Linked DNA regions of Homo sapiens: regions 2 and 3 are each linked to region 1. Evidence: read pairs that join two places in POLR2A ChIA-PET (ENCODE). Cell type or tissue: Caco-2. All regions are shown on one strand. Each heading gives the region's core, and the rest is flanking DNA. Links, peaks and the distances in the headings are about the cores only.

The links. ChIA-PET counts read pairs that join two places held together with the same protein. Peaks named below come from ENCODE experiments on the same cell type or tissue, not always from the same donor. Only the 100,000 strongest peaks of a DNase experiment are listed, where the experiment ranks them.
Region 2: POLR2A ChIA-PET joins it to region 1 with 8 read pairs; 2 of 35 experiments call an interaction of 5 or more read pairs at or near these places.
Region 3: POLR2A ChIA-PET joins it to region 1 with 7 read pairs; 3 of 35 experiments call an interaction of 5 or more read pairs at or near these places.

What each region holds. Positions count from the first base shown.
Region 1 is chr10:112,585,038-112,593,247 of GRCh38, reverse strand. The region is part of intron 5 of VTI1A (vesicle transport through interaction with t-SNAREs 1A); the gene reads right to left. Among named protein-coding and RNA genes, the nearest start is that of MIR4295, 45 kb to the left of the region's middle. In Caco-2, for the core only: no CTCF peak of the experiment used is centred there; no DNase peak of the experiment used is centred there.
Region 2 is chr10:113,537,203-113,545,412 of GRCh38, reverse strand. No RefSeq gene overlaps it. Among named protein-coding and RNA genes, the nearest start is that of HABP2, 12 kb to the left of the region's middle. In Caco-2, for the core only: no CTCF peak of the experiment used is centred there; DNase peaks (open chromatin) are centred at 4,032 and 5,387.
Region 3 is chr10:112,486,091-112,494,300 of GRCh38, reverse strand. All of the region lies in intron 3 of VTI1A (vesicle transport through interaction with t-SNAREs 1A), which reads right to left. Among named protein-coding and RNA genes, the nearest start is that of VTI1A, 43 kb to the right of the region's middle. In Caco-2, for the core only: no CTCF peak of the experiment used is centred there; a DNase peak (open chromatin) is centred at 3,530.

The DNA.
Region 1 (8,210 bases), core at 2,186-6,185:
CTGACTCAATCGGCCTGGCATGGGGCCCCTGCACCAGTCATTTTTAAAAGTTCCTAAGCTCATTCTAATGTTGAGCGAGGGTTGAAAACTACTGGTCTAACCTAAACTTTTCAGAATGCAGTTTAATTTCACTTCTCACTGCTTTCTTTAGGAAGATGGGAGAGGAGATCATCCTCGCTTTTGGTATAAGATGACTGCATCTAGTTTTAGTATCTATTTGAAAGTATTACTCTGCATTCTCTCCTTTAAACTGAATAATCTCAATTGTTCCTTTCCTTCTTCAGACACCACACAGTCCTGCATTCAATAAACGCTCCTGATTATAGTCTTCACAGCACCATATCACTTTCCTTCATGGAACGTAACACAAGTCTAATTGTAGGTTTATCCACAGGATTCACTCGGTTAACACCTTCCTTTCTTCCTGTGGACTGAAAGATCCATTCAACTAAGAGTAACATCCAGTTTTATTTGCCATATATCCTCATAATTTGCTGATTGTGTAAATGTATATGGGCACCTTGTCTAACCATTTTTTTAGGTTCTCTGAGGATGACATATATTCCAAATGCAACATTTATAGAATTGGGCACCTACTGTGTGCAAAGTACTATGTCAAATAATATGTGGATGTAAATCAAAGCACGGATAGATCAAGTGCTGTGATTTGGTCAGGGAGAGATGAATGCAAATAGGTAAACTGATATGGAGTCTAATGAAGATGCACCATTGCGGAGGCAGAAACTCAATGGCATCAACAGATGCAGGAGTGATTTTTCTGATTGGGGCTTTCCCAGAAGCCTTTATGGAGGAGAGGTCCTTTGAGGTAAGCCTTGGAGGATGAACAGATGATGACTGTTAGCAATGGTGGGGGAAGGGCATTTTGGATCCATGTCTTCATTTCTTGTTGTTGCTGTAACAGATGACCAAAAGCTCGGTGGCTTAAAACAGTACATATTTATGATCTCACAGTTCTTTAGGTGAGAAGTCTGGTGGGCACTGCTGCTTCCTCTGCTCTGGGTCTCACAAGGCCAAGATCAAGGTGTTGCCCAGGCTGTGTTCATTTCCAGTGGTTGTGGGGATGTATCCATTTCCAAACTCCTTCTGGTTACTGGCTGAACTTGTTCCTTGTGATTGTAGGACTGGGGTCTTGGTTTCCCTGCTGCTTGTCAGCCAGCGAACTCTCTTGGCCCCTTACACTGTCTACCTTCCACGTCACATTGTCCCTTTACTTTTAGACCAGAGACGACATATTTGGTCCTTCTCACGTTCAAATCTCTGCATCTACCCTTTCTGCTGAATCTCTTCTGCCTCCAACACAGAAAGTTTTCTGCTTTAAAGGGCTAACATGATTGGATTAGGCCCACTGGTTAATTGAGGAAATCTCCTAACTTCAGGTCTGTTACTTTAATTACATCTGCAAACTTCCTTTTGGCATGTAATGTAAAGTATTCACAGATTACAGGGATTAAGGCATGGACATATTTGGAAGGGGACCCTTCTGCCCACCAAGTCAGGTAATCTGCAGGATGATCAGTATAATACAGTTGGGAATATAGCGAAGGAGCTTAAGGGCCTTGAACACCAGCCTGAGATGTCCAGATTTTACCTTGCCATAAGGAAAGGGTAAAGACCTTGAGAAGTTAAATTTCAGTATAAAACAATTAAACAGTACACAATTGTTTAAGTAAAGTATCTCTTCTTCGTTTTGTGTGTGTGTGTGTGTGTGAGACGGAGTCTCACTCTGTCACCCAGGCTGGAGTGCAGTGGTGCGATCTCTGCTCACTGCAAGCTCCGCCTCCTGGGTTAATGCCATTCTCCTGCTTCAGCCTTCCGAGTAGCTGGGACTACAGGCACCTGCCACCACACCCGGCTAATTTTTTGTATTGTTAGTAGAGACAGGGTTTCACCGTGTTAGCCAAGATGGTCTTGATCTCCTGACCTCATGATCCGCCTGCCTCGGCCTCTCAAAGTGCTGGGATTACAGGCGTGAGCCACCACGCCCGGTCAACAGTATCTCTTCTAACATAAACCTGAGTACCCAACAGAGAGGCTGAATTCCTGAGCTTTGCTTGCTCAGCTCCTGCCAATGCTGCCCAGAATGGAAATATCGTAGCTGAAGCTATTTCTTTCTTTCTCTTTTTTTTGAGACAGAGTCTCGCTCTGTTGACCAGGCTGGAGTGCAGTGATGCAATCTCGGCTCACTGCAACCTCTGCCTCCTGCGTTCAAGCGATTCTCTTGCCTAAGCCTCCGGAGTAGCTGGGGTTATAGGCATGTGCCATCATGCCCAGCTAATTTTTGTATGTTTTGTACAGACAGGATTTTGCCATGTTTGCCAGGCTGGTCTCAAACTCCTGGCCTCAAGTAATCTGCCCGCCTTGGCCTTCCAAAGTGCTGGGATTACAGATGTGAGCCACCATGCCTGGCCATATTTCTTTCTTGAGTTGTGGTTATCTCACTATACATTAATTATTATCTTGGGCATATACCTTCTGTTCTCGTTTCCAATCTCTGGGCTAATGAAATAAATAAATTTATTTTATTTTTATTAATATTATTATTGTTTAGACAGGGTCTCGCTCTGTCACCCATGCTGGAGTGCAGTGGCGTGACCACAGCTCACTGTAGCCTCGACCTCCTAGGCTCAAACAATCCTCCCACCTCAGCCTCCTGAGTAGCTGGGATTATAGGCATGCATGCCACCATGTCTGGAAAATTTTAAGAAGGGGTCTCACCATGTTGGCTAGGCTAATCTTGAACTCCTGGGCTCAAGGGATCCTCCCACCTCAGCCTCCCAAATTGCTGGGATTGCAAGTGTAAGTCACTGTGCCCAGCCTGCAATAAATAAATTTATACATCTCTTTCCCACATACACAAACATATATAGAGAGGATATTCTATCTGCCCATCTGTCTGTCTGTCTGTCTATCTATCTATCTATACATTCATCCATACAACCAATACTCCACTTTCTTCTTTATAACATTCTCTGATTCACTAAGTATACATTTTCATTATCATCTCTGAGTAATAAAATTTTCTTAATATCAACTAAACTTTTGAGTAGCTACCAACTTCCACCTCTAGGTCCTAGCTAGGACTCAAAATATCCCTAATAGAGATCAGGGTAAAAACATCTGGGTAGAAGAGTAAACCATGTTCAGTTACTGAGTTCATCTTCTGAGTACAAAAATATTGTGTCATGAAAACGAGAAATCTGCACTTAAATAGCACCCTAACATTAAGGTTTGGCCCTTCAAACCCTATACAAATTAAATCTATAAAAAGGAAGAAAACTATAAATCATCAACTTTAAGGAAATGCACATTGCAATTCCCATGAAATAAATTCAGGCTTTCTTAACATAAAATATTCTCTCTTCTGACTTAATTCTTGTGCATGCAGTAATAATTTCCTCATCAAGAACTCAGATTCTGATGTCAGACTGCTGGTTTAAATCCCTGTTCTACCATTTTCTAGTAGCATTACTTCAGCAAACAACTAAGCTCTCTGTGGTCTCTTCACTATAAATGGGGACAATAAAAATACCTACCCCAGAGGGTTGCAGAGAAGACTTAATACATGTAGAGCACTTGCAACCGTGTCACACACAGTGCATGCTCAACAATTAGCTATTATCATTACTATTATTTTTTAGCTATGTCAGATGTTATTCTTTAGAATTCATATCCCCTCCTTTTTTCCCCTGTATTAGTTCGTTTTCACGTGGCTGATAAAGACATACCCAAGACTGGGCAATTTACAAAAGAAAGAGCTTTACTGGACTTACAGTTCCATGTGGCTGGGTGGAACTTACAGTTCCACGATCATGGTGGAAGGTGAAAGGCACGTCTCACATAGCAGTGGCAAGAGAGAGAATGAGAGCCAAGTGAAACGGGTTTCCCTTAATCCAATCATCAGATCTCATGCGACTTAATTCACTACCATGAGAACAGTATGAGGGAAACTGACCCCATGATTCAATTATCTCCCATTCGGGTCCCTCCCACAACACGTGGGAATAATGGGAGTGCAATTCAAGATGAGATTTGGGTGGGGAACACAGAGCCAAATCATATCACCCCCCATGTATTAAGGGGAAAGAGGTTTTAATTTTATGAAGGCAAACCAGTTCCCTGACACAGAAAGACAAAATAGTTCTTTTACCAGCTAACATCTTCGACATTTGTACATTCACTGTAAGTTAAAAAAAAAAAAAAAAAAAAAAGACAAGGAGTCAAAGTGTTGAAATATGTAGGGAATGTGGTGATAGAAAATGACACCGATGCTTTTGACTGAAATAAATACCTCTATCCCTTCCAGGAACTGTGTTCTGCAAGTGAGTGAAGGTGTCAGGAGAGGTAAGAAAGCTAGACAAAGCCTGAAGTAAAGGAGCAATGTGATTAAATAAAGCCATGACACAGTGATGACGTGCATGGAAGTTAATGCTGCCAGGAAAGAGAAAGTGTTGAACACATTTACTATAATACATTAAAGTCCCACACAATGATGGCCTATGTGAGGAATACGGGCTTGCAAGGCCAATAAAAATGACCTTTCATGCATTACTGTTCCCTACTACTTGCTACTTGCAGTTTTAAGACTCAGGAAAGAGCCTGCCTTTAAACCATTTGGAGTGAAACATAGCCTCGTCCTTCTTTTTGCTCTCACTTTGTAAGACGGGGTTATTATTCATTTCAAAAGAAGATGTACAGTAGCTCTGAACTGAATAGAGAAACCTAATTTTCAAACATGTTACAACATAATATTTTCAGTCTTTCACTGAATGACTTCAAATATTCAACAAGTAGTACTTCCTACAAATATACTACTGTGAAGTGATACTCTGAAATTTATTATATTGACTACTTTTGTTACTGCCTTGCTTTAAAAATTAGGCATTTTAAGTTTTTATTTATTTATTGTTTCAAGAGAAAAAAAAACTTCATAATGGTATGGCCCAATTACAATTATTTTAGATTAGCTGGAAAAACAAACTATAGTTTATTGCTTTTTGCTCTAGGCCACTTAGATTTTCATTTATATATTTCTGTTGCCTGTCTACCTTTTTCTTTTCATAAAACTTAAGCTCAATGTAGAGAAGCTGAACACACAATTGAAGCTAAGTTCAAGTTAGAAGATACTGCACAAGCTCCTTTAAAAGCCCCATCAGGTTTTCTTTACACATTTTGCCATCTTAATCCACTTCATTTTTCCTTTATGACATCAGAGTAGCAGTGGTTTTTAATTTCATTTCAATGGGAAAGAAGTGGCATTTAAACCTTAATTTACTAAAACCAACAAAGCATAAGTTAAGGGTAAAAAAAAAAAACCACTTCTCTTGAATAAAGTACTGCATTAAGAATGTAAGAAGGCAGCAGAAGCACTTCAAACAGTCCAGGAATTTGGAGGGAGGGAGGAGAAGAAGGAAGTCTAAAAGTCATTTTCTCCCCTAATACTGAGGGGAAAAAACCTTTATGAAAATCTTACTAATTTTTTGTAATCTATTTTTATAATTCCAGTCTAATTCTTAGTTCTAATTGTATCTGTACATTTGCTAATTAATATTCAAATTATGGGAACAGGCATAGGTAATGTCATTACATTTAGTTGTCCAAGAAGTGCAACTTAAATAGTAGTAAATATTCAACATTTTCTGCAGAGGTACCTTTTGATATCAAATTTTAGAAATTCTGTTTAACATAGCCATTTGGTCTTCATCAAAGTTTATTATCTTTCTCTCCTTTTTGCTTCATTAATGTAAAGGAGTCCTTTTAATTTAATATTCTTTCCAATTACTTTCTCTTAGTCACAGTTTGACTTATTTTTTTATGCCAGCTTTTAATTTGGTATTGTTTAACTTTCCTTCTCCTATGTTATAAGCTCTTTGGGGCAAGAACATACAATATACACTTCTGAAGTTTTCCACAGTGACTAACTACTGCAACAGTAGGTACATGGCAAGTATTAAATTTGTGAAATGAATCTTTGGAAAACAATGTTTACTCAGAACATTTATAGAGCTACGAAACCTTGGGCATGTTTTTGGAAGTAGCACAAGCAGAAAAGTCATAATTTCCCACAAATTTTATTTAATTAAAACATTATTGCAGCAACAGATGTTGATCCCTGTAAAAGAAATATATATTCCATACATAGTGTCAGGGCCCAACTGAAACATACAAAACCCTACTCAGATCCTAAATGCAATGCCTAGGAAAGTCAAAGACAAACAAATGAAAATGTGAACTTACATATATAAATGAATAGTGCTAGAACAAGCTAAGTTTATGGATGTGGAATTTCTGAGTTTAAATTTCAAGGTCCATGAAAGAATGAAACATGTTTGCTGCTCAAAACCACTGGCCATTTTTAGACGACTAAATCACCAGTGGTTACCCTAAAACTAAGTGCTATAATAATAGGATGTGCAAAATGGAGATGTTGGAAATGAGAAATTCTGAATTTGTTTACTTTGGTCTTTTTTACCATGGCTATGAGAGTAACTGTTTTGACTTCCGACTTTGTTAACCACAATTGTTTCTAAGGAGATCGGCTAGAGGAGGCAGCGGGGTACACAGAGAGGCAGCAGGAACAAAGAAAGAAGAGGAAAGGATGAAGAGAGGACAAAAAGAGATAAGGAAGACTGAGAAAGTATTACTTGCTTTTGAGATTACAGGTCACATGCAATGTCAAAATTATCCTTTATTTTATCCAGTTGAAAAACTAGTGGGTCTCTGTTGAAAATAGGCTTTATACAGAGGATTGCAGGAAAACTAAGGAAAAAGGTTCTCTTTTGCACCTGTAATGTTCACTTATTCCTTCTCAGTTTTAACGAATCATTTAAAAACGCCCACTTCGCACCATAATTAGCTATTTTATTGGCACTATTAGCAGTGCTGAAAAACAACCCAAAGAAGGTTAGTTCTTATTTTAAAATGAAATGAGTTTACACGGATAATACAAAAGGTCCAGAATAAATAGCAACCAAGGAGGAGTACAGAGCTTCCTTGAATGCTTTTTTGGCTGCGAAAAAGAATGTTGCCACAAAAATCTGTTTTGCATCATCTCAATGCTTGAAACAAGAACACATAATTTAGAAGGAAAAAAAAAAAGCCACTCTTTATGCCACTTAGCCATAAAGAGCAAAGTCGTGTTAGAAATAGCTTCCCTGTGATATTTTGGTACATTTCTGGGTTTTTTCAGCAATCGACGTAATTATGTGGTTTGAGAGGGCAGTGTTTACCCATATTACCATTTATACACTGTATACAAACAGAGGACTTGACTCCAACAGTCTGATGAGCACATGGGTTTGCAGGCACATCCTTGACCTCTGAGGAAGCCCAAGTGGTTTTATCAGAAGTAACTGCAATCTTTAAGGCTAGATAATGTTGATTTCTGATTCAGCTTCTGTCTGTCCGAAACACCCAACACTTTTTATGCTAGAATGCTATATTACAGTTTTGGAATACTGTTTATGTACTCTATGTCAATATGCTAATTCTTTCCAAAGTTACCGACATGGTGCAAAGAGGCGGCGAGGGTGTATGTGACACAACCAAAAAAAAAAAAAAAAAAAAGAAATCCACAATCTTTTGTTGTTTCTCTGTACCACTTGATGCCAGAAATAAACTCCCATATCTTTCCCTGTGCCTTCTCTGCAAACTTTGGAATGATTTCTGGGAAGTAGAAAAGGAAACTTATGCCTATAAGAATATTCAAGCTTGGCAAATCATTGCATATGTTAGGATGACTCTAAATGCTAACTTTATTGTACAGAAAGTTCTTTCATGAAAATGACATTCTTTTTCAGTTAAGAATGTTCAGATGTCAAAACTGGTGCAAAAAAAAAGTAACAAGCTGTAATAGCTGTTCTGAGCAGCAAAAAGTACAAAATCATGTTTTAAATATCACACAACTGAATCTATTCAGTTGGCATCCTAAGTGGCATGCCTGTTTCATCAGGCTGATGGCCAAAGCCCTGCTGGAGTGATTCATAACAGTGGTGCACCTCGCCCATTCATGTCTCGTACTGTCTGCGACACTGTTTACACAAGTTAGGAGATGTGAATCGACATTTTGTAGCATACATTTTCTTCTGTGTGGCCCTTTATTAAAACTGGGATGGTTCCCAGTAGCATTATATATTCTACATAAGTTGATCCACCCTCAATTAAAGAAGCTAGTTTGTGTAATCCTTGTTATT
Region 2 (8,210 bases), core at 2,238-6,237, 950 kb before region 1:
TGATCCCCCAACCTCAGCCTCCCAAAGTGCTGGGATTACAGGCGTGAGCCACCATGCCCAGCCTCCTTTGCACTTTGAATAAAATCCCCATTTCTTATGGAGACCCTGCTTGATCTGACCTCTGTTTACTTTTCCAGCCTCATTTTGTGCCCTCATCACTCACGTGCTGTTCTTCATAAGGCCAGGGACCATGTCAGTCATGTCCATTGCCCGATTTTTATGTCCTCACTCAGGACCTGGTGCAGAGTAAGCATCAGTAGCTGCGATTACAGGCATGTGCCACCACGCCCGGCTAATTTTGTATTTTTAGTAGAGATGGGGTTCTTCCCATGTTGGTCAGGCTGGTCTCAAACTCCCGACCTCAGGTGATCCACCTGCCTTGGCCTCCCAAAGTGCTGGGATTACAGGCATGAGCCACCGCACCTGGCCTCTGATGAGGTTTTTATAAGATAAATGCAACTAGATGGGAGGATGGATTTAATAAGAGGCAGAAGCAGAAACAGACAGAGCCAGGAGGGGGCTACCTCAGCAGGTGAGGCAGGAGATGGCATGGGCTTGGACTAAGTCAGGGGCAGCATTGGGGAAGAACAGTGGGCAACCATGTTTGATCAAAAGATAGTAGGCCCAGCACTTTGGAAGGCTGAGGCGGGAGGATAGCTTGAGGCCAGGAATTTGAGACCAGCCTGGGCAACATAGCCAGACCCCATCTCTATGTCAAAATATTAAAAATTAGCTAAGTGTGGTGGTGCACATCTGTAGTCCTAGCTGCTTATAAAACTCCTAGCTGTCCCAAGCAGGACAAGGTGAGGCAAGAAGATTGCTTGAGCCCAGGAGTTGGAGGTTACAGTAAGCTATGATCATGTTACTACATTCCAGCCTGGGTGACAGAGTCAGACTCTGTCTCTTAGGAAAAATAAATGAATGAAGACAGACAGAAATCCCTCTCTTGGCTACAGCTCATGGCCAAGCCATGGACTCCAAATTCAGAGGTGCCTCCCTATTTCCATAAGGATCCCTAGCTTTAAGTCATTGGTGGTTCGGACTCCTGTGATCTACGAAGTTTGGAAAGATAAGAGCCATTGATGCAGTACGACTTGCAGCCTCCAAATGTGGCACAGCCCAGTGTGAATTAAACACCTCAGAATCATTGATCTGCCCATTTGTACTTCCTTCCTTTCTTTAATCTTTCAGTGGGGCTTCAATCTTCCCTCTCACATTTTAAATTTCCTCTGTTCAGTGATTGTCTATGGAGGAGAGTTTATCACACTCGTGCATCTCTCCCATCCCATAATCAGCTCTGTGGAAACACAAGTCAGCCTCCTTGGATCTCCAGCCTCACAAACAGCACCTGGGCCATGTGATGCTTCTTGTTCTAAGTGCATCATTGATTTATTAAACATTTTTGCATAAAATTCTGCATGCATTTTGCATGTTGGAAAGCTACCCCCTTCCCTTCTGTGTAATAGAAAACCTGAAAGAGAGCAGGGATCTTGAGATTTGGGTGTCCCTTTCTGTCTCGATTTGTTGACTTTCTGAATAGAGTATGCTGTGATAGTTTCAAAAGCCTTTTTACTTTTGAGGAAGGCAGACCTCTGAGCACCTCTCTAAAATGTACTTCTAGACACTTCCTGGCATTGCCACCTTCCCTAAGCACATTTGTATGCTAGCTCTGTAGTGTGCTAGCAAGAGCCTGGGTTGGCATCAGACAGAGTCAGCAGAAAAGCCATTTACTAGCTGTGTGATCTTAGGCAAGTCACTTAACCTCTCTGAGCCTGTCTTGAATAAGTTTCGTGTGATGATATATTTCTGATGATATATTTTTGAGATGACATATGTGAAAATGCCTGGCACACAGTAGGTTCTGGATCCATATTCATTTATCTTCCTCTCTTTTCCTATTGCATTGCTTGATTTATTTCAAATTTATTATGAGAACCATGTATTTTCCTCCAAATTGGCATGATAATCGAAAGAGCAAATTTTCATAAAAGGAGTTAAACAAAAGTGGAAACAACACCACACACAGAGCTGTGTGGTTCCTCTCCCTGAGTCATGCATTTATTCACTCATTTTAGAAGAATTGATTGAGTGCTGGGTAATACAGAATCCTAAGATGCATAATATACTTCTGTCTCTGTTGGCGAAAGCCCAAATAGGCAACTCTGCAGACACTTAGGCAACCAGGCCCTGGCCAAGGCCAACTCCTACCCATGAAGGATGCAAGAGAATTGGAGGTAGGCACGTGGGAAGCATGATAAGTGTGAAATGGGTTCCATCAGTCATGACAGGCTAGCTCTCAGCTGCTACCCATCCTCTACCACACAGTCCAATCTCAGGCCATTCAGTGGAACCAATCTCCATTTTGGTGATTATTACCTATTACCAACAGGTATTTATTTATTGTGTTCCCAGTATCCAGTTTGGCTCTGTGGATAGAGAGGGGAGAACAGACCTCAGCCATGGTCATCTTCTCCATGCCTCAGTTTCCTCACCTGTGACATGAAGATAAAAATTGTACATACCTTATGGGATTGTTGTGACAATGACATGGGTTAGGATGTGTAAAGTTCAAAGTGCTTGGAACCATGCCATCACCTAGGGAGTGCTCTGAGAGCATTTGTTAAACGATCCACCTTCTGGAGTATCCATGGCAGGGGCTTCAAATATTGCTATTTAAATGTGCATCCATGGTACAGTTCATTAGCATAAAGAATGTTAAAAAATGCATTTCATTGACGAAGTGAGCAATACTCAAGATAGATGGTTAAGGCCGGCTGCGGTGGCTCATGTCTGTAATCCCAGCACTTTGGGAGGCCGAAGTGGGCAGATCACTTCAGGTCAGGAGTTCAAGACCAGCCTGGCCAACATGGCAAAACCCCATCTCTACTAAAAATACGAAAATTAGCCAGGTGTGGTGGCGGGTGCCTGCAATCCCAGCTCCTTCGGAGGCTGAGGCAAGAGAATCGCTGGAAACTGGGAGGCGGAGATTGCAGTGAGCCGAGATCGTGCCACTGCTCTCCAGCCTGGGCGACAGAGCAGGACTCCATCTCAAAAAAAAAAAAAAAAAAAAAGATAGGAGGTTGGCTAAAATGACTGAACAGACACTTTTGCCCTGGAATGTACAAGATAAAAGAATCTGGCAAAGCTGGCTGCCTGACACTTTCAGAGGAAATTTCTAGGTCTAGACCTCCATTTGGTCTTTCTTCTGACTTCTGGTCCAACCAGAAGGCCAGCTGACCCTGCTGTTGAGCTATGACTGCAAAATGATTCTTTCCTGCAAAATGTGTGTCAGAGTGCTGCAGAGGCAGAGTGGGACTTACTGGGACCCACATGTGGGTGATTTTCTGCCTCTTTGTACATGTGGCAGAACGACTTTCATTGTAAAACCACCAGGTAGCAAGGTTGATAGGGGGAGATGTATAGCTCCCACCTTCCTCTAATTATCAGAGACCCCTATTATTTCCAAAAAGAGCCTGACAGCTGTTGAATGGGCAAATTGGCTTAGGTCAGTTCACAACAGCTGAAGTGTTTAGAACAGTTCCTGCCACATAGCATAGCTCTCCCATGTTCAGCCACTACTACCCAGTAGCATAATTAGAGAATGGTCAAGTGTTAGATCACATGGAACAGATGACATTTGAGAAGCCCCAGAATTTGCAAAGAGCAAGGTCAGGAGAGTGTAGCCAGAGTTAAACTTGGCCTCCAGGGACTGGGATTTAGTGCCAGTTCCCTTCTGTATCAGCTTTGCATTCCTGGGCAAATCAGAAACGCCCCTAAGCCTCAGTTTTCTCAACTGTAAAATGTAGTTCATTTGATCCATTTTTGCCAATGTAGTAATTAAGGAGCTGGAATGCTTCCTAAACATAATGCCTGGCCCAAATGTAGGCGTTTCTTATTTCCTTGCCCCTACGGATCTCCCTCTTTCTCAATGTTGATTATTGATCCCTGTGCTGTCACAGTGCTTCGTGTTGAGCAGCCATCCCTGCGATTGTTTGCACAGTCAGTTTGTGCAGTGCTTATCAGTTGGCCTGGAGACAGGTGATTTTGCCCTGAATAGTCCCCTTTCTCCAGAGTTCATTTTCTCCTCCAACCCGCCCAGTCTGCAGGATGTCAATCTTCCAGCTCTCAGGCCTGGCTCACCCCCAGGCAGGGATCTCTGCAGAGGACATCTGCGGGACACCTGTTTGGGCACCCACAACATATCCCTTGCATCTGTCCTCTCAGCACTCTCTCACTGCCCTGCCTGTGGCTCAGGGTCTCAACATCTCTGCCTGGACCTTTGCAGTAGCCTCCAATTTCTCAGCCCTGCCCTCAAACCCAGTCTTCATGGTGCCAGAGGAGTCATCTTCTAAAATACCAATCTGGTTGTGTCACTTATCTGCCTAAAACTCATCCTCCATGCCTCATTGCCTATGGGACTAAGTCCAGACTGATTAGGGTGACACAGAATGCCCTGCCAATCTGGCTCCTGGCAACTTTTGCTTCTTCTTCTCTCCACCCAGCTTTATTCCTCACCATCTCCGCTCCCCTGATACATATCCTAAACTCTAGCCTTGTCTGATACCTTCATTTATTTGCACTCTAGAAGAGTCTTCTTCCACCTCTGGTCCTTGGAGAGCTCTACTCTTTTCTCTTTAAAAACACAGCTTGAGGCATGGCGCTGTGGCTCACAACTGTAATCCCAGCACTTTGGAAGACTGAGGCAAGTGGATCTCTTGAGGTCAGGAGTTCGAGACCAGCCTGGCCAACATGGTGAAACCCTGTCTCTACTAAAAATATAAAAATTAGCTGGGCGTGGTGGTGCATGCCTGTAATCCTAGCTACTTGGGAGGCTGAGGCAGGAGAATCACTTGAACCAAGGAGGCAGAAGTTGTAGTGAGCCGAGAATGTGCCACTGCAGTCCAGCCTGGGCAACAGAGTGAAACCATGTCTCACAAAAACCAAAACAAGACACAGCTTGAGGGGCCCCTGTGTGAAGCTTTCTTCCCCTAGAATCAGAGTCAGCTCTCTACTCTGAGGACTCCTCTGGGATCTTGTGAATTTATGGTCTTGAGACCCTGGTGTGTCACTTCTGAGGACACTTTGAGGCCTTGACTGTGGTTCTCTCATCTTTGGATGCCCAGCACATGTGGCATACAGTAGGTGCTCAATCATTGCTGAATGAAATGGATGTGTTGATATCACCTTAGGGGTGTGTGTGATAACAGGGATCTCAGAGGGGCATTTAGAAGAATAAAAACGGAAGGAGAAGGAGGGGCGTGGGGAGGCAGCCTTAGAAGCCAGGAGATGACGGGCCCACAGATCCAGTTTATCTTTCACCTCTTTAGCCTCGGGGCTAAGTCAATAGAAAAGGCAATGACAGCACATAAGTAAGGGACACATTTGTCAATAGGCTCCTGGGAATTGATTCTTGCAGAAACAGAGGCCTCCCTGGGCTGTCAATACTCTGGTTCCTGCGGGTTGTGGCTCCAGTCTGACTCATCCCCTGGCTCCCACTCAGATCTTTGCTGCGAGCTCATCTCAAGGGCTGGTGATCACAGGCAGGAACGATGGAGCTGGAGAAGAGAAGAAGAGAAGAGAAGAGAAGAGAAGAGAAGAGAAAAGAAGGAGAGATTCCAAGTATGAGAAAGACTAGACTTTGGAGGTAGAGAAAGGAGTTCACGAGCCAAGGACATAGGTGGCCTCTAGAAGCCAACAGCCAGCAAGAAAATAGGGATCAGAGACACAGCCCTGCTGACACGTGTGTCTGACTTACAGAACTATAAAAGAACAAATATGTGTTGCTTAAGCCACTAAGTATGATCATTTGTTATGGTAGAAATAAAGAACAACTAATAGGCTAAAATTAGTTGCTAAAGGAGAAATAGGGAAAACAGGCAAGGGTAACAACATGAGCAAAGGCTTGGAGGTAGGAGGGAAGTGCATGTTTAAAGAATGGAGAGGAAACTCCTCCTCCACACGGAGGTCTCATGAGGAAGCAGAGTGGGAGGGAACTTGGGGAGGGCAGGTCTGGGGCTCTGTGTGGTGCCAGGGGAGCTGGTGGCAAGTGGCAAGGACAGAAACAAGACAGTAGGTGAATGAGACTGGGACCCGCAAATGCAGATGCCTACAGGGCAGGTCATCTGAAATGAGTAGAACGAGGGAGGCAGAGGAACACAGCCTGAGAACTGGGACAAATGACAATTAACTGGAAGGTTGGGGGATCACTAGGGAGTGGTGGAGACTACAGCTAGCTGGGGATCTCAGGCCTGAGGTAAGGAGGCAGTCCCATCCAGTGTCAGCATCTTTGCCCTGCAGGAATGTGAGCCTCATGTGGCCAGACAGCTCATTTTTCTTTCTTTCTCTCTTTTTCTCTTCCTTCTTTCCTTTCTCTCTTTCTTTTCTTTCTTTCTTTCTATCTTTCTTTCTTTCCTTGTTTCTTTCTCTTTCTTTCTTTCTTTCTTTCTTTCTTTCTTTCTTTTCTTTCCTTCTTTCTTTCTTTCTCTTTCCTTCCTTCTTTCTCTCTTTTCTTTTCTTTTCTTTTCTTTTCTGGCAGAGCCTCACACTGTTGCCCAGGCTGGAGTGTGATGGTGTGATCTTGGCTCACCTCAACCTCTGCTTCCTGGGTTGAAGCAATTCTCTTGCCTCAGCCTTCTTGAGTAGCTGGGATTACAGGCACCTGCCACCATGCCGAGCTAATTTTTTGTATTTTTAGTAGAGATGGGGTTTCACTATGTTGGCCAGGCTGGTCTCAAACTCCTGACCTCAGGTGATCCACCCGCCTTGGCCTCCCAAAGTGCTGGGATTACAGGCATGAGCCACCGTGCCCGGCCTGACAATTCACTTTTCAAAAGAAGCCAGAAATTCAAAATGCTCCTGATACCCAAAAGTTGATAACAATTCATTGATGTTTAACCTGTGTGGGGCAACATGGTGTCTGTCACCTGAAGCACATCTGCAGGCCAGCTTCTGACCTGTGTTTTCTGCTCCCAGCTTTCTCTCTTCCTGGTTTCTGGATTCCAGGCTGATTCTCCCTTTGGACTGGGTAAGCCCCCAGGGTGATTACACAATTCAGGAGTGGGAGGCTTGAGGGGTGCAGAGTCTGGACTTCCCACTAGCAAGGGCCCCAGTGATTCATTATTAAAATAAGAGATGAGATCATCCTTCCTCTTCCCAACCCCTCTCCCCAAGCATCCCCCAAAGAAAAGGAAAAGAAAAAAGAAAAACGCTTTCTGGCATGCTTGCTCTTAACTTTTGGGGCCAAATGGTGACAGTCAGGGGTGCAGGTGCCAGGTAAGGATGACTGGGCTGCCATTCTCAAAACATGCTTAAGGCTTGCATGGCCTCGGATAAAGCAGTCCCTCTGACCCTTAGTTTCCTTACCATATAGGGTTTTGGTGAGCATCACATGGGGTAGACCATGCAATATGCTTTGCTGTTGTTTCTTGATGTGTTGTATTTATGAACATGCAACCTAGACTGCATGCCCCCAAAGTGAAGCATGCATATGCATGCATTACTTATTAAAAGTAATGCAAAAACCGCAATTACTTTTGCACCGTCCTAATAAATACCTGCCGACTTCCCCTTAGACCCTGGACTTTGGTGCTGAGGAAAAACAGGCCTGGGTGGGGGCTTGCTGCCTGGGTTGAGGGAGGGCAGGGACAGGACAGGCAGCCACAGTCCTCCCTCCTGGCCCTGCCCAGACTTACCTGGAGCCTTTGGGAGGGGTGACAGAAAGGGAGGGCAACAGTTTGGATTTCTTGTCGGCAACTAATTTATGCTGCATTTTAATCTGAACTGAATTAAATATTCTTCTTCCCCAAAGCTATCATCTATCCAACTCTCTACCAACTCTCTATCTATTGTAATTAATTCTTTTTACCTTTTGCTTTTGGGATTTTTTTTTTTTTTTGAGACGGAGTCTCACTCTGCTGCCCAGGCTGGAGTGCAATGGGGCAATCTCAGCTCTCTGCAACCTCTGCCTCCTGTGTTAAAGTGATTCTCCTGCATCAGCCTCCCAAGTAGCTGGGTGCTCACCACCACGCCCAGCTAATTCTTGTCATTTTAGTAGAGGCGGAGTTTCACCTTATTAGCCAGGCTGGTCTTGAACTCCTGACCTCAAGTGATCTGCCCACCTCAGCCTCCCAAAGTACTGGGATTATCGGTGTGAGCCACCACTCCTGGCCTTCTTTTTACCTTTTCTATGTTACTAGGCTGAGTGTCGCTGG
Region 3 (8,210 bases), core at 1,813-5,812, 99 kb after region 1:
ACAGAAGAGGAGACATTTGTTACAGACACTACAGAAATAAAAAAGATTATAAACAAATATTATGAAGAATTTATTGTCAATAAATCAGAGAACTTAGATGAAGGGCACAAATTGCTAGAAATCTATAAATTATAAAAATAGACTCAAAAGATAATAGAATATAAGAAGTAACAAAATTAAATTAGTAAAACAATCTTTTCACACAGAAAGCTCAGACTCAAGTGGCTTCACTGATGAATTTTCTATCAAACATTTAAGGAAGAAATAAACAACCCTACACAAAATCATCATTTAGAAAACAGAGGAAGAAACACTTCCTAACTTGTTCTATGAGACTAGCATTACCGTGATGCAAATGTCAGATAAAGATACGACAGGAAAACTCCAGACCAGTATCCCTGGTAAACAGAGATGTAAAAATCCTTAACACAATATAAGTAAACCAAACAGCAACATATAAGGAGGGTTATACACTATTACAAAGTAAAATTTATCCTACGAATACGAGGCTGGTTTTACATCTAAAAATCAATTAATGCAATATATATTAACACAATAAAGGGCAAAAACAACATGACCATCTCAACAGAATGAAATAGAATTTGATGAAATCCAACACCTATTTATAATATAGACTCAAAACAAACTCAGAATAAAAGGGAAATTCCTCAACCAGATAAAGGGCATTTACAAAATACCTGTAGCTAACATCATTCTAATAGTGAAAATCAGAATACTTCCCCCTAAAATTGGATGAAAGCAAAGAAATCCATTCTTAGCATTCTTATTCAGTATTATATCAGTGTGTAGCCAGTGGAAAAAGGGAAAAATAAAAAATAAAGAAAATTTTAAAATTAAAGGTATACACATTGGAAAGAAGTAAAATTGTCTTTATTCACAGATGACATGATATTTTATGTAGAAAATCCAGAAGAATCAACAAAGAAAACTACTTGAAATATTAAAAGGGTTCAGCAAGGTTGCAGGATACAAGATGAATATACAAAAATCAATTGTATTTCCATGTACTAACAATGAAAAAATGAAAAAGGAAAGAAAAAACATAATTCACGACACAATTAAAGAGAAAATATTTAGAAATAAATTTCACAAAAGAGGTACAAGACCTGTATACTGAAAACTACAAAACATTGCTAAAAGAAATTAAAGAAAATCTAACTAAATGGATTGGAAGATGTAGTATTTTTAAGATAGCAATTTCTCCCATATTGATTTATCCAGATTCTATTCAACAAATTAATATAAAATTTCTAGAAAAGGCAAAACTATGGAAAGAGGAAGCAGGAAAGCAGGTCAGTGGTCACATGGAATGGGAGTACGAATGAGGACGGACTGCACATGATCGTGAGGGAGCCTCTAAGAAGTGTCATAAAACTCGATTACGGTTATGTTTGAACAACTGTATAAATATCCTAAAAAAATCACTGAATTGTATATTTATAATGGAAAATGTTATGCTATGTGAATTATAACTCAATCAATTTTTTTTTTGCTTTTTTTTTTTTTGAGACTGTTGCCAGGCTGGAGTGCAGTGGCGTGGTCTTGGCTCACTACAACCTTTGCCTCCCAGGTTCAAGCGATTCTCCTAGCTCAGCCTCCCAAGTAACTGGGATTACAGGCATTCTCCACCATGCCCAGCTAATTTTTGTATTTTTTTGTAGAGACAGGGTCTCACCATGTTGGCCAGGATGGTCTCAATCTCTTGACCTCATGATCTGCCTGCCTGGGTCTCCCAAAGTTGGGATTACAGGCATGAGTCACTGTGCCTGGCCAATTTGTTTTTTTATAAGAAGTAGCTGGTCTATAGGAGAAATAGCTTTTATCTAACAAATAAATCTGTTATAATATCAAAACAGTACTACTGACTGCGGCAATTGCAATGATATACCGCGCAGAATTTCTGAGTGTAAAAGACCCTTAGGGCTAATATCAAAGGCTCCCCTTGTACCTTATATGATGTTTCTTGTTGTTATTTTTCTGAAAACACTTCAGAGTGTCCACAAATATCTATTAGTCCCTCAGTTTATGGTTTACTGAGTGACAACATTTTGGGACTGATCTAAAGATTCTATATACCCCTTATTGACAAGAAAGTGGGGTGGAAAAGGGGAGATTGGAGACGACAGAATCTTCGTTAGCAATGGGAAGTCTGTGGAATAAGACACAGCTGCCTTTTAAGAACATTATGTCTAGGGAGGCAGTGCCCAACCTTGATCGAACATTGGAATCACCTGGGGAGCTTTTTAAAACAATCCCTGGGTCCTGGCTACACCTAGACCAACTAAACTAAAATCTCTGGCAGGGGATCCAGGCATCAGTAGTTTCTAAAGCTCTGCAGGTGATTCTAATGTGCTGCCAAAATTGAGAACCACTGGCTGAGGGAAGAGGCGGAGGCTTAGGAACCTTTATTTTTATGCCCAACAGGCTCCTGGAAAAGTGGTTTGGCATAGTTGCATTGTAGCACCTAGAGCTGCTGTATAATGTGGTGCAGTAGTTACCATCCACATGTGATGACTGAGCCCTTGAAATATGGATAGTCAGAACTGAAATCTACTGTAGGTGTAAAACATATATTGGACTCTGAAGACAAGAAAAAAAGAATGTAAAATATCTCATTAAAATTTTTAATATTTATTACATTTTGAAACGGTAATATTTTGTTTGGAGCTATTAGATTAAAGAAAATATATTACTAAAATCAATTTCGCCTCTTTTGTTCTGCATTTTTTGATGTGGTTACTAGAAAACTTAAAGTTACATATGTGGCTGCCATAACACTTCTATTGAACAGTGCTGATCTTCAGTCTTAAAAAGAATCACATCTCAGAGCTGAAAATGACCTTTAGAACCACTTGATACAATCTCTTCATCTTACAGATAAGGAAACTGAGGTCCAGAGAGAGAAAGTAACTGGCCTTACATGACTCAGCTAGAAAGTAACTTCACTGAGATTAGTCAGGTCCCCTGACTCCTGCTGTCTATGCTTATTTCCATTACACTTTTCCAAGGATTGTTAAAACAAAAATGCTCTATCATCTCCTCTCAAAATAGAATGTTTAATTTAATCAACTGGTACTGAAATATGTCCTTTTTTTAGAGTACATTTTTTCCCTCTAGGATTTTGATGTAAGTCTCCTGCCTACAACTTCTCCTGAGTTTGGTGCCATACATCGAATGTTCTACTCTTGTCATGAAATAAACCAAGGAAAATATAAAAAGATCAGATCTCACATTCCACTTTATACTGGGGAAAGGTGGTATGTCAAAGAGCACTTGCAGAAACACCACAGAAATAAACTTAAGGGAAAGAAATTGGTAGGGGAGGGTGGGCAGGGGGGTTGAAACACAATGAAAATAATACTTTGTGTTCCTATTTTAAGTGCCTTTCTCAATGCTATATGCATAGCAGCTAGAGGCAAGCTGGAAAGCAGCCAGGTCCCGGCTGCCAGCAAAAATTTTGTCACCTCCTTTGAACATCTGAAGTATGTTTACCCAATAGATTTCATTAAATTACACTTCCATTAGGAAGCATACAATGTTGATACTCATCTCAAAGATCAAAGGGATCGCTAAGAGGCATGTCATCCTGCTCCCCAGCTGATTGCTATTTCTGGGCCAATCAAGGAAAGGAGCCAGAACAATACTTAGTTTAAAAAAAAAAAAAAAAATTGTAGCATCTCCCCAAGGACTATAGACTAAGAATCTGCAGCCCCATTATCAAAATGAGCATATCATTAATGACAATACACATATAGTGAGTTATTTTAATACAACTCCTACACAACAAACAAGCTGGATTTGGGTCATTAGCTGAATCTGTAAAACAGTATTTATGAGGGCTGAAAAACTCTTTAGTAAAAATACAAAGTTTAGAAGATTGAGAAAGAGTTTTATTACAAATGCAAGAGAAAAATGTCGTATTTATTAATTTCACTGTGACTTTCAATAAACCAACCGGTGAGCCAAACTGGAGATGGCTATTTAATCACCGACAGGTTGTAAGACTTTTTTCTCATTTCACTATTTTGTTGTTGTTGTTGGATGATTTAAAAAGAAACAGCAGAAATACATTTATTTTAAAAAGGCAAAAATGATTCCATCTTGAGATCCAATAATTTACCATGAAAGCACTTAATTTCCAGGAACAAGTGGCATTGATTTAAAAAGAAATAAGGTCTAACCACTGAAAATTAATAAATAAAAACAAGTCATTTCAACTGGGTAAAAATATATCAGGTAAGTTTAATAGAGAGTTAAAAAGAACAAGGTAATGACAATGGCCCAAATCTTTTATTTGACGTTAGAATGGTGGCTCAGCAACAGCTCAATTTTCTAATCCAGATTTCAGGTAGTGGGAACTCTTCCAATATTTTTTATTGTGAGGAATTTGATCAAAATGGGATTAAAAAGGCAAAGTTCAGGCAAATGTTCATTCTACAAGCTCTTGTAGTAAAGGTAAATTACCTATATATAGCCACAACCCACAATCTAGATTTCAGCTGCTCCCTTTCAACATGTAAGTCAACCTCTTGGTTATCCATATTTGACACAGCATATGAACTCTAATTATCTATCTTTTGCAATTAATCATCTGACAATGACATTTCCTGCACTTATAAGCATCCAGCTGGGAACTGAGTTTTACTCTGAGAGAGAAAAAAAGAGAATTCAGGTTCCTAACAAATTACTTCTAATTAACCAGAACCTTTTTTAGTCATCCCAATGTAAAGATGCCTACAGCTAATCAAAGAATTTATTGTTTGCATTCTTAATGATACTTTAAAATTTCATTTAAATTTCCCCAAAGAGCAGTTCTGGAAATGTATTTCACTAATATTACTTAAACAAACATTCTGTTTGGCAGTACACAAAGAATGGGGGGTTGGGGGAAGGAAATAATTTCTAAGGGAAAGCAACTTAGAGTAGGATGAGAAACAGCACCAAACAAAATTAAATAAAGCAGAGATTCAGGGAGTACCTTGTATCTTCCAATAAGTCCAGGAAATTGACAGAGCTGAGTTATAAAAATTTTAGAGCTGGAAGAGATCTCAGGGATCATCCACTCGAGTAGTTCTCAACGTATGGTCCTGTGACACCAGCTTCAGCCTCAATATGAAACTCTTCAGAAATGTCAATCCCCAGGCCCTGTCTCGGCCCCACCTGGGCCTTCAGAATCAGAAACTCCAGGGTAGACCCAGCAACCTGTGTATTAACAAGCACTCCCAGTGATTCTGATGTTGCTTGAGTTTAAGAACTACTGGTCTAGTCTAAGCACTTCATTGTACAGATGAGGAAACTGCGAGCTAAGAGGCCAAAGTTCCAAAACACGAGAATAAAATAAAAGGATGACATCAAAGAGTTTACTATCATCTTTTTTTCCTTTAATTAAAAAAAACTTTGTTAATACATAAGATATAATACTGTAGTTTCTAGGACTACTGAGGCTTGCATTCCCCAACAGTGCTTCCTTTCATGGTATACTTAGCTCTTGGGACCCAAAATACATAGACATTCCTAGAGTATTGGTTACCCATTCCTCCAAACATAATATTCCACAAATATTGAACCAAAAAGAAATGAAGACCAGAGAAATTAGAGGAAGCCAGAGTCCTGCATGACTTTTAAAAAGTCAGACCACTACAAGAAGTGCAAATTATAGAAGACAAAGTGGTACACTGGAAGTAACGCTGAATACAGAATCAAATAATATAGGTTTCTAATTCTTGCTCAAGCCACTGATCAGCTCAATAATATTATTAAATAATACCTTTGGGTCTGGTTCTGGCTGATATGGATAGCAAAATCCTCTATCTTAACCAAGAATAACAGAGGCATTTTAGTCAGACTTAGGAAAGCTCTGCATTATAATGATAGTTCGACTTGGTACTCTTCACTTAATACAGAGAATAGCTAGTTGGACAATTATTTCAATTTTTCTAGAATATTAGATTTGATAACCTTATTCATCTATTCATTCAGAAATATTTACTTAGAATTTATATGCTCTTACATAGCATGCTATATCACAGTTCCTGCTCTAAAATAGCATATAATGTAGTTGGAGCAACAACACTAATTAAACAAAGTAAACTAAAAGGCAATATAAGGTTTAGTACCTGATAGTACAAACATTGGAGAATGCAGGATGAAGCAATAAGGAACATGTTTAAATTAAATTGGAAGTATGTATTCTGACACTACCACAGTACTCTTTTAATTTATTTATAACATGATGAAATGTGACCCAATAAGCCAAAATCACTACCCAAACAGTTATTTGAACATTTCTTTGCATAATTATCACTGTTTTCTTAAACAATCTACACAGGCAGAAAATGTACCTATTAATTACTACCAAATGTACCAAACTACCAAATTACTACCAATATACCTATTAACTACTACCAAAATATTTGTATAAATTTAAGTTAAATTCTGAGATGACAGCCAATTTTTAAGTTAAACTATTTGGACAAAAGTGTTTTCTTCCTTTCAGGTAAATATATTATAAAAGATATATAAAGTAGAGGGGATGGCATCAGCCAGAAAGACTAAGTTGGAGTAATGATTTTTGAGTTATATACAGAAGGCCATAGGTTACAAGCAGGAGGAGAGAATTCCAGACAGAATAGCTTGTATAAAAAGACAACTAGGTGAGAGTAAGTGAAGCAACTGTACATAACAAGGTCCGATTAATTTGATTACAGCAAGCAAATAAAGACAATTTATGCTTGTAAAATGATGAGGCTTGGGGGTCAGGAAGAACTGGGAGCAAAATGAATGCTACAATGCCAAATTTGGATTTGATCCAATTGCCAATGATAAACCTTGCATGCCTCTCAAAAATGCAAGATTAGGCCAGGCACGGTGGCTCACACCTGTAAGCCCAGCACTTTGGGAGGCTGAGGCAGGTGGATCATTTGAGGTCAGGAGTTTGAGACCAGCCTGCCCAATGGGGTGAAACCCTGTCTCTACTAAAAATACAAAAATGAGCCAGGTGTGCTGGCACACAACCATAGTCCCAGCTACTTGGGAGGCTGAGGCAGGAGAATCACTCGAACCGGGGAGATGGAGGCTGCAGTGAGGCAAGATCATGCCACCTCACTTCAGCCTGGGGGACACAGTGTGACTCTGTCTCAAAAAAAAAGCATTTAAGTTTGTTCAGTTTTATCATAGTATTTCTCAACCCGGATGCAGAGTATTTATAAGATATATATGCCTACACAAGCCTCCTTAATCTGAGGTCACTTCTCCCTTTAAATAGTGATAGTATCTCTATTAAATAGTGATAGTATCTCTATCTGAAATATTACTGTTTTAACAGAACCATACACAATGCACTGCGGTAAAGAGAGATTAAATGTGGCAAAATCAAAAATCACTATAAATAGAAGAATGTGGATGTGGAAATGCAGAAATTACTGTGGCCTAGGGATTGGCCATAAAGTCAAGGAAAAAAAAAAGATTTATGTATAAGTACAAAACTTAGGGTACCAGTGGTCTTTGAGTGTGTTATTGTAGGCAACATTATTGGTTATTTGCACTTTTTGTTACATTGTATATTCTTTAGAATATACAGTTGTATATTCTAAATATAAGTTGTATATTCTTAAGAATATACAACTGTATATTCTGTGATATTATTTCTAATGATTATTGTGTACAGTGACTAAAAAATCTTAATATCTTGGATTTAACAGTGTCGAAAACTCAGATTTCCAAGGCTAGTTTTAGATTTAAGCAGAAAAGTAGTCTATTAGAAACAGAGCAAGTAAACAAGAAAACATCAAGGATGTACCACATAAGGGCACTGTAATAAGGATTTCCAAATGTGTCTTTTCCATGTATTTTCCAAAATACATTTTCAGGGCATTTTCATGATGTATTATTTCATGATTAACCCATTGTGAGGTAGGTGAAACAAGTATCATTATTTCCATTTTACAAATGAAAAAGGGAGGCCCCAAAGTGTAGTTAACCTGCAAAAATTCTCAAAGGTAGTTGGTGGCCAAGGCAGGATTTAAATCCAGGCCTTCTAACTAGAAGTTCAGTGCTCTTTCCAGTCCACCCCATTGCTGTCACATATAAGCCTCCATAAACCAAAATTTTCTGCAGTGCTACATGGCATTCTAAACTGTTTGATCTTAGCACAGACATACGCGTGGTAAAGTGTTATAAGAAGTGTTTTA